Linked DNA regions of Homo sapiens: regions 1 and 3 are each linked to region 2. Evidence: chromatin loops called from intact Hi-C (ENCODE). Cell type or tissue: endothelial cell of umbilical vein. All regions are shown on one strand.

Evidence for each region. Hi-C counts contacts between places; a loop is a spot of excess contacts. Peaks named below come from ENCODE experiments on the same cell type or tissue, not always from the same donor. Only the 100,000 strongest peaks of a DNase experiment are listed, where the experiment ranks them.
Region 1: a loop joins it to region 2, with 15 times the contacts of the local background. A loop is called at or near these places in 2 of 110 quality-filtered maps.
Region 3: it touches region 2 in a loop (8-fold over the local background); 2 of 110 quality-filtered maps call a loop at or near these places.

The regions. Positions count from the first base shown.
Region 1 is chrX:40,871,493-40,875,492 of GRCh38, reverse strand. No RefSeq gene overlaps it. Among named protein-coding and RNA genes, the nearest start is that of MED14OS, 140 kb to the right of the region's middle. RefSeq lists an enhancer at 3,844-3,923. In endothelial cell of umbilical vein, no CTCF peak of the experiment used is centred here; a DNase peak (open chromatin) is centred at 3,952.
Region 2 is chrX:40,791,923-40,795,922 of GRCh38, reverse strand. No RefSeq gene overlaps it. Among named protein-coding and RNA genes, the nearest start is that of MED14OS, 58 kb to the right of the region's middle. In endothelial cell of umbilical vein, a CTCF peak has its summit at 1,690 (motif pointing right); a DNase peak (open chromatin) is centred at 1,662; H3K27ac peaks cover 707 bases.
Region 3 is chrX:40,865,290-40,869,289 of GRCh38, reverse strand. No RefSeq gene overlaps it. Among named protein-coding and RNA genes, the nearest start is that of MED14OS, 130 kb to the right of the region's middle. RefSeq lists an enhancer at 1,707-2,206. In endothelial cell of umbilical vein, no CTCF peak of the experiment used is centred here; a DNase peak (open chromatin) is centred at 1,769; H3K27ac peaks cover 798 bases.

The sequences.
Region 1 (4,000 bases), 80 kb before region 2:
CCCACCTACTCTTCCTTAGACTTCCTTAGGCTTTGTTCAAAGGGAGAAGAAAACCAATATCCTTTTAAAGCCTTATGCTTTAAAAGGCATTTCACATGGCTATTGGATGTCATGTTCACAAGAACCATAAGAAGTAGATGTTATCATCTAAGGTCCAGAGAGGTGAAATAACCTAACTCCAAATCATGCACTTGATAGGTAGTAGATTTGCCATTCAAACCCATTCTGGTATCTTCCAAAGCTCACATCCCAGAACAGCAAGCAGAAGTTTCCCAGGCTCTTCTTTCTCTGCCTTGGTACATCTCCACCTTGGCCTACCCTTGGTGGAGGTGGGGGAGGGGGAGAATAAATCTGGAGTCACAAGCCCTGGCTTGGGCTATCCCTGTCTTCATGTAGTGCCTGTGTAAGCTCAGGCAGGGCAGGTCACCTCTCCTTTACCAGTCTTAATGTTCTCACTTGTAACACGAGAGTAACACCTACCTTGTAGGGTTGCTGTGAATATTAAGGCAATAGATCTGCATTCTCTTTTATAAAGGCCAAGCACTACATGAATGTGACAAGCCATTATTATGGATAGATTTCTTATTTACCTACGTAATAAGATATGAAAATGGACCTTCCCAATGCTGTTTTGCACCAATACAAGAGACATCCAAAAGGAGTGTGCTCAGATCTACAGAGGCTGACTTTACAAAAGGTATGCTCTAAGACTCTCAAATGCCCTCAACAATTTTGACTACAAAGGCATCAAGAGAGGGTAGAAGTAAGAAGGATTTGTGAAGAAGGTTCTTTAGATAAGGCTACTGCCATGCTGTGGGCATCCCTCTCCGACCCCTGAGGTGATGGGGAGCCCCCTTTTAACCTTAAGTCCGTGAAATGGTACTTTAAAGGGACCCTTGAAGAGGTAACTGTGTGTTCTCTGTGGTTGGGGAGCTAGGATCAGAGCCTGAATTAAGACAGCCTGTGATAGCGGGCTGCACCTCTGCATGTGGGAGCCATGGGGGAAAAAGAGGCTGGACGCTAGGCATGGCAGCTTACACCTGTAATCCCAGAACTTTGGGAGACTGAGATGGGAGGATTGTTTGAGACCAGCCTGGGCAACATAGTGAGATCCTATCTCTACAAAAGTAAAAAAAATCGGCTGAGCGCAGTGGTTCACGCCTGTAATCCCAGAACTTTGGGAGGCCGAGGCGGGTGGATCACGAGGTCAGGAGTTTGAGACCGGCCTGGCCAACATAGTGAAACCCCATCTCTACTAAAAATACAAAAATTAGCCGGGCATGGTGGCAGGCACCTGTAATCCCAGCTACTTGGGAGGCTGAGGCAGGAGAATCGCTTGAACCTGGGAGGCGGAGGTTTTGGTGAGCCGAGATTGCACCACTACATACCAGCCTGGGCAAGAGCGAGACTCTGCCTCAAAAAAAAAAAAAAAAGTAAAAAAAAATTAGCTGGGCATGGTGGTACACGCCTGTGGTCCCAGCTACTTGGGAGACTGATGTGGGAGGATTGCTTGAGCCCAGGAGGTGGAGGCTGCAGTGAGATGAGATTGCACCATTGCACCCCAGCCTGGGTGACAGAGTGAGACCCACTCTTGAAAAAAAAAAGAAAAAAAGGTTGGAGTCTTCTTTTGTTAATCTTTTTGGAAATATAAGATACATATTAAAATGTGCACAAACAACAGGTTTATAGCTTGATGAATTTTCACAAACTGAATATCCCAACAAAACCAGAAGATTAATTACTAGCATCCCATAAGGTCTCTGTACCCCGCTTTCAGTCACTACTACCCCCAAGGGTAACTACTATCCTGACCTCTAATAGCACAGATTATTTTTGCCTCTTTTTGTTCTTTATATAAATGGAATCATACAGTGTGTACCCCTTAGTGGCTCACTTCATTGCTCAACATTCTATTTATGAGAGCCATCCATACTGTATGTAGTTGTAGATCGTTTATTCTCACTACTGTATAGCATCCCATTGTGTGAGCATTCCACAATTTATCCGTTCTACTGTTGATAGACATCTGGGTAGTTTCCAACTGGGGGCTATTATGAATACCTACGGATATTTTAGCACATGTCTTTTGGTAAACATATGTACACATTTCTCTTGCACATACATCTAGGAGTGGGACTTCAGAGTTATAGGGGTGGTGTCTGTAAAAGCTACAACAGTTTTAAGTGTTTCCAAAGAGGATTTCTTAAAGAAAGTGTGGATTCGAGCCTCTACTCCCACTCTCTCACATCAGCCCAAGAACCAGAAGCCAAAAGGGGTGTGGATTTTAGAGAAACACTGTATGGTGAGCATCACCAGAGCTGCAATCAAAGGGGCCCAGCGAAGGAGCCTCCCATGAGCCCCATGGAAGAATCTATATGCCAGGAACATGGCCCAACCTAGAGAAACATTTTAATCTAGCGCAGCATTGTCCCTGCCTCCACATGGGTATTGTGAAGGGCTGCTGTTGAGAGGCTAGCCTTTGAGCTCCATTTCTGGACAGCTGGTTTTCATCTGACCAACTTCACTCCTTGGCTGTGTGACTTTTGGAAGGTCATTCTTTCTCTCTAGGCCTCACTTTTCTCATCTTTCTGATATGAGGCTGCTTTCTGCTCTGAACTTGTAATTGACTGCGTTCTAAATGCCTCACGAACGGAAAGCACGTCTTCACTTTCCTCTGTATTCCTAGAGAGCACCTCATGCTCTACATACCTATTGGCACAGTAGGTCACTAGACAACAAATGTCTTGCAATTTCATTTTCTAAAGAAAAAAAATCTGCTTTTATGGGTTCAGTGATGCACAAAATGAGGATTTAATTGGCGCATTAAAATTAGCAACATGGTGTGTGTGTGCCTGTCCAAATATAGATGTTATACTGCACACCAGCTTTATGGAAAAATCCATTTCCATTCTTGTGCAACTGAGTTTCTCTGAAGAAACAGAGCAAAGACCATCTATGTATCATAAATTTGTCAACTCACTATTTTACCCAAGGATGTTGGGTAATTAGATTCCAACATAGACCCAAAGAATTCTTTTCTTCATCTGGGAACTTGTTTTATCACTTGCTACTGCCTTGATCCTAATGCTTAGCATTTAAAGGTTATATATAGGAAAAAAAAAAAACCACTCCATTGTGTAGTCACTGTCTAGAATGGCATTATATTTTAACAGGATATTATCACTCTGAAAAAAAAAGAAATCATTTTTACTGGGTAGGAAATTATTCCATCATACGGTATTATTCAAGCAATTAGAAATCACATTGTGTGGTGAATGATCAGCTCTTCTTGGTGGAGTTTGTTATTATACTGTTCGTATTTAAAATGTGGGGCTGCAGAGAGAAGAAGGCTTCTTTAGTAGAAGCATGAACACTCTAAGCAGCTCAGGCAGGTGAGCCGTGATGCAATTTTATTTCCCAGGAAATTCTTTCTGGAGTTCCCCTGAAGTTCCCTGTCTTACTTCACCCACAGAAACCTTGAATTCTTTCCCTTTAGCTAAGCTAGGCACCCCTAGGGCTTTATAGGGAACTGACAACTTAAAACTTGGTATTGATCCAAAAGTTTGTTGGAAAATCTGTCTTAGAATTCAGAACAGATTTTCTTCAGTTCTATATGAATGACTGGTTCCTAAGCACACCACCAGAGCCCACGCCACCCACAGGAAATGAGACGCTAGTATTAATGATGGTCAAGAACCAGTTACTTGGTAGAGTGTTATTTCCTGGTGAAAATCCACTCTAAGTTTTCTTGTGAGAACAGAAACTCAGCTCACCTTCTCTCCTCCCTACTGTGCTCTACTGTCAGAAGTGGGGATTCCTACACCATGGGGGATTGGAGTGTGCAGGACAGGAAAATGAGTTGGAAGGCATCCAGAAGTCTGAGCAAAGGCAGGGGCTTCCCAGCAGTGACAGAAAGACGAAGGGAAAAGGAGCAGGGGTGGGCCCAGCAATGATGCAGGGGTAGAGGTGAGAATATTTATAGCTTCAGCTGCAATCAGGA
Region 2 (4,000 bases):
AAGATAGGGCCCCAATCCCTTCTAGCTTGTAGGGTTTCTGCTGAGAAATCTGCTGTTAATCTGATAGGTTTTCCTTTACAGGTTACCTGGTGCTTCTGTCTCACAGCTCTTAAGATTCTTTCCTTTGTCTTAACTTTGGATAACCTGATGACAGTGCGCCTAGGCGATGATCTTTTTGTGATGAATTTCCCAGGTGTTCCTTGCGCTTCTTGTATTTGCATGTCTAGGTCTCTAGCATGGCTGGGGAAGTTTTCCTTGATTATTCCCCCAAATATATTTTCCAAGCATTTTGAATTGTTTTCTTCCTCAGAAACACTGATTATTCTTAGGTTTGGGTGTTTAACATAATCTCAGACTTCTTGGAGGCTTTGTTCATATTTTCTTAATCTTTTTTCTTTGTCTTTGTTGGATTGGGTTAATTCAAAGACCTTGTCTTCGAGCTCTGAGTTTCTTTCCTCTACTTGTTCAATTCTATTGCTGAGACTTTCCAGAGCATTTCGCATTTCTAAAAGTGTGTCCAAAGTTTTCTGAATTTTTGATTGTTTTTTCTTTAGGCTATCTATTTCCTTGAATATTTCTCCCTTCACTTCTTGCATCATTTCTTTGGATTTCCTTGCATTGGGCTTCGCCTTTCTCTGGTCCCTCCCTGATTAGCTTAATAACTAGCCTCCTGAATTCTTTTCCAGGTAAATAGGGGATTTCTTCTTGGTTTGGAGCCATTGCTGGTGAACCAGTGTAATTTTTGGGAGGTGTTGACAAGCCTTGTTTTCTTATATTACCAGGGCTGGTTTTCTGGTTCCTTCTCATTTGTGTAGCCTCTGTCAGAGGGAAGGTCTAGGGCTGAAGGCTGTTGTTCAGATTTTTTTGTCCCATGGGGTGTTCCCTTGATATAGTATTCTCCCCCTTTTCTGGGGATGTGGCTTCCTGTGAGCTGAACTCCAGTGATTGTTGTCTCTCTTCTGGGTCTAGCCACCCAGTGAGTCAATCCGGCTCCAGGCTGGTACTGGGGGTTGTCTGCACAGAGTCCTGTGATGTGAACCATCTGTGAGTCTTTCAGCCATGGATACCAGCACCTGTTCTGGTGGAGGTGGTGGAGGGTGCAATGGACTCCATGGGGGTCCTTAGCTTTGTTGGTTTAATGCTCTATTTTTGTGCTGGTTGGCTTCCTGCCAGGAGGTGGTGCTTTCCAGAAAGCATCAACTATAATAGTGTGGAGAGGGACTGGCAGTAGGCACGGCTGTAGAACTCCCAAGATTATATGTCCTTTGCCTTCTGCTACCAGGGTGGGTAGTGAAGGACCATCAGGTGGGAGCAGGGCTAGGCGTGCTCTCCTTGGCGGGTCTTGCTGCGGCTGCCATGGGGGATGGGGGTGAGATTCCCAGGTCACTGAAGTTGTGTTCCTAGGAGGATTATGGCTGCCTCTGCTGAGTCATGCAAGTTGTCAGGGAAGTGGGGGAAAGCCGGCAGTCACAGGCCCCACCCAGCTCCCACACAAACCAAAGAGCTGATCTCACTCCCACTGTGCCCCCTGCAACAGCCCCGAGTCTGTTTTACCCAGACTGGATTCTCTTTACGGACGGGAGTTCTTTTGTAGAACAAAGAACCCATAAAGCAGGGTATGCAACAGCTATATGAACGATATAGTTGAAAGTGCACCTCTCCTAGGGCACAAGTGTTCAACTAACCAAACTAATTGCCCTCAAGAGGGCGCTCAAGTTAAGCAAAGGAAAAACAGCATTTATACTGATTCTTTCTCTCTCTCTCTCTCTCTCTCTCTCTCTCTCTCTCTCTCTCTCTCTCTCTCTCTCTCTTTCTGACGGAGTTTCCTCTTCATTGCACTTCCAGGCTGGAGTGCAATGGCGCAATCTCAGCTCACTGCAACCTCTGCCTCCCAGGTTCAAGCGATTCTCCTGCCTCAGCCTCCCGGGTACCTGGGATTACAGGCATGCGCCACCATGCCCGGCTAATTTTGTATTTTCAGTAGAGACAGGGTTTCTCCATGTTGGTCAGGCTGGTCTTGAACTCCTGACCTCAGGTGATCCGCCTGCCTCGGCCTCCCAAAGTGCTGGGATTACAGGCGTGAATCACCGCGCCTGGCCCATTTATACTGATTCTAAGTATGCTTTCCTAGTCCTCCATGCCCATGCTACTATCTGGAAAGAGAAGAACTTCCTCACAGCTAATTAGTCTCCCATTGAATACCATCAGGAAATTAATAAGACTATTTTCCTTGGTTTTCCTCCCATGGGAGCTGGCAATAATACATTGTAAAGGCCATCAAAGAGTGATGGATGAGATAGCCGAGGGAAATAGGCTGGAGGACAAAGCAGCTAAATCAGCAGCAAGGGGGCCCAGGTCTCTGATCCACTTGAAGCCCTACTGATCTGGGAGGGCCGCATCAGAGAAATAAAACCTCAATACTCTCTTGCAGAAATAGAATGGGCCACCTCTTGGGGATACATCCTGCAGTCCTCAGGATGGCTACAATCGGAGGACAATAAGCTTCATCTACCAGCTGCCAACCAATGGAAAGTACTTAAAAGCCTTCACTAGGCCTTCCACCTAGGTAAGGATAAAACCTATCAACTGGCCCAGAGATTGTTCTCAGGTAAAAATCTAATACAAAGAGTTAAACAAGTTGTTAATGGTGGCAAGATCTGCCTTAAAAACAGTCTCCTTAATCGACAGCGTCTTTGGCCAGGAACTCAAAAGACAAGCGGCTACCTTGGGGAAGACTGGCAAATGGATTTCACCCATATGCCAAAGACAAGGGGCATCCAGTACCTCCTACTATAAATAGATACGTTCACTAACTGGGTAGAAGCATTTCCATGTCAGACAGAGAAAGCCTCTGAGGTGATAAAAGTACTAATCAATGAGATAATTCCCTGCTTTGGACTTCCTAAGTATCTCCAGAGCAATAATGGCCCCTCGTTCAAGGTGGCCGTCACCCAGGGGGTCTCAAAGGCACTTGGTTCTACAGTACTATCTTCATTATGCCTGGAGACCACAATCCCCGGGAAAGGTAGAAAAGACAAATGATATTATCAAAAGGCACCTCAGGAAACCGTCTCAGGAGACTCATCTCCCCTGGACTACCCTTCTCCCCATAGCCCTGCTACATGTCAGAAACACTCCTTCAAAGCTAGGTTTGAGTCCCTTTGAAATGATGTGTGGATAGCCTTTTCTCACCAGTTATCTCTTGCTAGACCAAGAAACCTCTAATTTAACTAAGCACATAACCTCTTTGGTCCATTTCCAACAGGAACTGAAACAATTGTTGGAGGCCCAATCCCGTGAACCAGGGCCACCTCTGTTCAACCCAAGGGACCTAGTGCTAGTAAAAGTGATATCCCTTCCCTTTCTCTCTCTATAGGCCCAGGTTGGGAGGGACCCTACACTGTACTCCTTTCTACTCCTGTGGCAGTGAAGGTCACTGGAATAGACTCTTGGATTCATTATACCCAAGTAAAGACTTGGGAAGCCAACAGAGTCACCTCCGTTGACCCAGAAGAACACCCAAAGTACCAATGTGAAGAGATTGGGGACCTCAAGCTAAAAATCACAAAAGATAAGTGTTAATAATTAGCCTTCCATGGGTATCCTCTTTATAGTCTTGCCTATGCTTGCTGTTCTTACCTTTGTTCTGTTCTATACCACAGAGCACAATAATGTTTTCAGAATAATTCGTATATTTCACTTCTTTCTTTTTTTTTTTTTTTTGAGATGGAGTCTCACTCTGTCACCCAGGCTGGAGTGCAGTGGTGTGATCTTGGCTCACTGCAACCTCCACCTCCAAGGTTCAAGCAATTCTCCTGCCTCAGCGTCCCAAGTAGCTGGGATTACAGGTGTGCGCCGCCACACCCGGCTAATTTTTGTATTTTTAGAGACGGGGTTTCACTATGTTGGCCAGGCTGGTCTTGAACTCTTGACTTTAGGTGATCCCTCTGCCTCGGCCTCCCAAAGTGCTGGGATTGCAGGGGTGAGCCACAGCACCCGG
Region 3 (4,000 bases), 73 kb before region 2:
GGGTTAATATCCAGAATATGGAAGGAACTCAATTCAATAGCCAAAAAAAACCCCATCTGATTAAAAAGTGGGTAAAAGGCCTGGATAGACATTTCTCAAAAGAAGACATACAAATCGCCAACAGGTATACGAAAAAATACTCAGCATCACTAATCATCAGGGAAATGCAAATCAAAACCAGTGAGATATCATCTCATACTAGTTAGAATGGCTGTTACTAAAAAGACAGAAGATAATAAGTGTTGGCAAGGATGTGGAGAAACGGGAACCCTTACATACTGTTGGTGAGAATGTAAATTAGTACAGTCATTATGGAAAACAGTATTGGAGGTTCCTCAAAAAATTAAAAATAGAACTACCATATGATCCAGCAATCCCACTACTGGTTATATATCCAAAGGACATGAAATTGGCATGTTGAAGAGTTATCTGTACTCCCATGTTTATTGCAGCAGTATTCATAATACCCAAGATATGGAGTCAACCTGTGTTCATCAGTGGATGAATGGATAAAGAAAATGTTGTATATATACATGATGGGGCCAGGCGTGGTGGCTCACACCTGTAATCTCAGCACTTTGGGAGGCTGAGGAGGGTGGATCACTTGAGGTCAGGAGTTCCAGACCAGCCTGGCCAACATGGTGAAACCCTGTCTTTACAAAAAAATATATATATATATTAGCTGGGCATGGTGGCGGGCACCTGTAATCCCAGCTACTCAGTAGGCTGAGGCAGGAGAATTGCTTGAAGCTGGGAGGCAACGGTTGCAGTGAGCTGAGATCGCACCACTGCACTCCAGCCTGGATGACAGAACAAGACTCTGTCTCAAATAAATAAAAATAAAATATATACAATGGAATACTATGGATAAAGAAAATATTGTATATATACATAATGGAATACTATTCAGCTGTAAAAAAGAATAAAGTTCTGTCATTTGCAACAACATGGATGAACCTAGAGGATATTATGTTAAATGAGCCAGGCACAGAAAGATAAATACTGCATGATCTCACTCATAGGCAGAATCTAAAAAAGTTGATCTCATAGAAGTAGACAGTAGTAGTGGTTACAAGAGGCTGGGGAGGGTGGGGAGATGGGGTATGGAAAGAGGTTGGTCAATGGGGACAAAGTTACAGTTAGATAGGAATAAGTTCTGGTGTTCTATGGCACAGTAGGGTGACTATAGTTAACAATATTTTGTATATTTCAAATTTCCTAGAAAAGAGGACTTTGAATGTTCTCACCACAAAGAAATGATAAATGTTTAAGGTGATGGATTTGCTAATTGCCCTGACTTGATCATTATACAATGTATATATGTATTCAAATATCACATTGTATCCCATAAATATGTACAGTTTTTGGTGTCAATTAATAAAATAAAGCTTAAAAAAATTAGTCCATGTTGCTAATGTGGCTCTAGGGCATCCATGTCAATACTGCTGTATAGTATTCCATCTTATAAACAGACCTTTTCTACCACCCAAACTCAGGACCCAGCCATGCACTCACTTCTTTTTCCCACCTCACACAGGATATTAGATTCTTAACTCACAGTCAGAGGAACACCCTTTTCTAAGGACCAAATTGTCCAGGTGCCTCACCTAAGCCCTCCTTCCTGAGCCCCAGGAGAAGCTGCCATTGGAAATGGCAGGCTGCCTGGTGAGTATGGATTCAGAACATGATCTGACCTTGACAGAGAGTTTGTCCTTGTCATGGGATAAGAACAGAAGAACTGCCTCCAGCCCCGGTGGATAGATGACTCACATCCCTGGAACTTCCTACCTCTTTTCCCTGGATGGGATCCAAGTCATGCTGTCAAAATAGAATTAATTCACTCTTTAAAAGGGAAAAAAATTCTCAAAATTTAGAATAACAGAATCATACAATGCAAGAGCTAGAAGAGTAACTTGTCCCTGCCTCCTTCCCCAACACCTTAATATAAGACAAGGGACATCTGGGCATCAGCCAAGCCAATTATCTGAGGATATTTCTAGACAGCAGTCACTTGGGGTTTTTCTAGAAGGGGCCGAAGGGTGAAGACCTGAAAAGGAGCAAAAGCAGAGTGTTGGAATGGCTGAGAAGCACCCTTCATGATTAATCAGTGACATTTAGAGCCATCTCTCAGCTCAGCTCAGCTCACCAGAGCAGGGAATCTCTTGGCAAAAGTCTCTGTCCCAGGATTTCTGGCACTTAGTTTGCTGGCCTGTATCAAGCATTCCTTGAAAACTATCTGGCCGGTCAATGCTGGTGCCTGCCATGCAGTATCTTTGAAGTAGGAAAAGGGCTCCTTTGAGTTCTAACCAACAGCTTTGACTGTGTGGAAGCTGTTAATTTACCACAGTTGGCTGCTTTCCCCATCACCCCTCTGATCTACAAGAAGGATCTGAAAAGGAAGCCCTGAAAGTTAGCGCTAACATGAACCCTAGAGATGTTCTAGCCCAACCCCTGATTTATCAAGTTATTAGTTTAACAAATAGGGGCCAAGTGCCTACAGTGTGCCAGACTCTTGGCTGGGCACTGCAAATACAGCGATGATCAAAACCAAACATGCCTCTGCCCTCTTGAAGATTACATTATAGTGGATAGGAGTAGGGGGTGACCAATATTAAAAGCAATCACACAAACAAATGTAAAATACATAATGCTATGAGGCAGATTTAGGGAGGTCAGGAAGGGTTACCTCAAAGAGGTAAGGCTTAGGCTGACATGTGAAGCAGGAGCAGGCATTAACACAGCAAAGAAGGGGGAGAGAGCTTTAGGGGAGAGGTAACAGTGAGTGGTAAGATGGAGCATAGCAAATTTGAAGGGCAGAAAGAGGCCATGTGGCCAAAGTAGAGATGGGGAGATGAAGCAGGGGAGCAGGGGCCATATCACTTAGAACCTTGAAGCCTATGTTAAATATTCTGGTCTTTATCCTAAAAGCAATGGGAAGCCATTGAGAAGCTTCAACTGAGGGATGGGACATAATCAAAACTGAATTTTCACAAAGATATCTTTGACCTCTGTGTGGCGAACAAACTGGAAAGGGGCCAATTGGGAGGATATTTTAAGTGAGAGATACTGGTGGCTTGGGCTGAGGTGGGGCTGGTGGTGGTGGAAAAAAGAAGAGAACAAATATGAGAGACATTTAGGAGGTTAAATTAATAGGACTTGGTGATGGCTTAAATATAGGGGTGACAGGGAGGTGGAAGTCAAGGACAGTTCACAGGTTTCTTCAATTGTTGGTACTATCAAGTGAAATAGGACCAGGTTTGTGACAGAAGATTGAGTGTTGAGTTTTGGGTGCTTTTGTGATATCCAAGAGGTGATATCAAGCAGATCACTGACTACATTTGGATCTGGGACTGAGAGAAGAGGTCTGAGCTGGAAATCTACATACAGTTGACCCTTGAACAACTTGGAGGTTAGGGACATCAATCCCCTATACAGTAGAAAATCCATGACTCCTGAAAAACTCAGCTACTCATAGCCTACTGTTGACCTGAAGCCTCACAAATAGCATAAACAGTCAATGAACACGTATTTTGTATGATATATATATATATATCTTTATATATATTATATGGTATTCTTACAATAAAGTAAGCTAGAGAAAAGAAAATATTAAAAAATTAAAGGGAAGAGAAATATATTTACTATTCATTAAGTAGAAGTGGATCATCATAAAAGTCTCTGTCTTTGTTGTCTTCACATTGAGTAGGGTGAGGAGAGGAGGAAGAGGAGAGGTTGGTCTTGCTGTCTCAAGGGTGACAGAGACAAGAAAATCTGTGTATAAATAGACCTGCGTTGTTCATTTCAAGCCTGAATTGTTCAAGGGTCAACTGTATACCCTTAAGACATCTGCAAATAGGCAGTGATTTAGTCAGGATCTCAAAAGAAAACAGATGGTACAATCAAATTAGGATAATTCAATTAGGATTAATAAAAGGAGTATATTAGGTTCCTGCTGCATAACAAACAGAACCATAACCTCAGTGGCTTAATAGAGCAAACA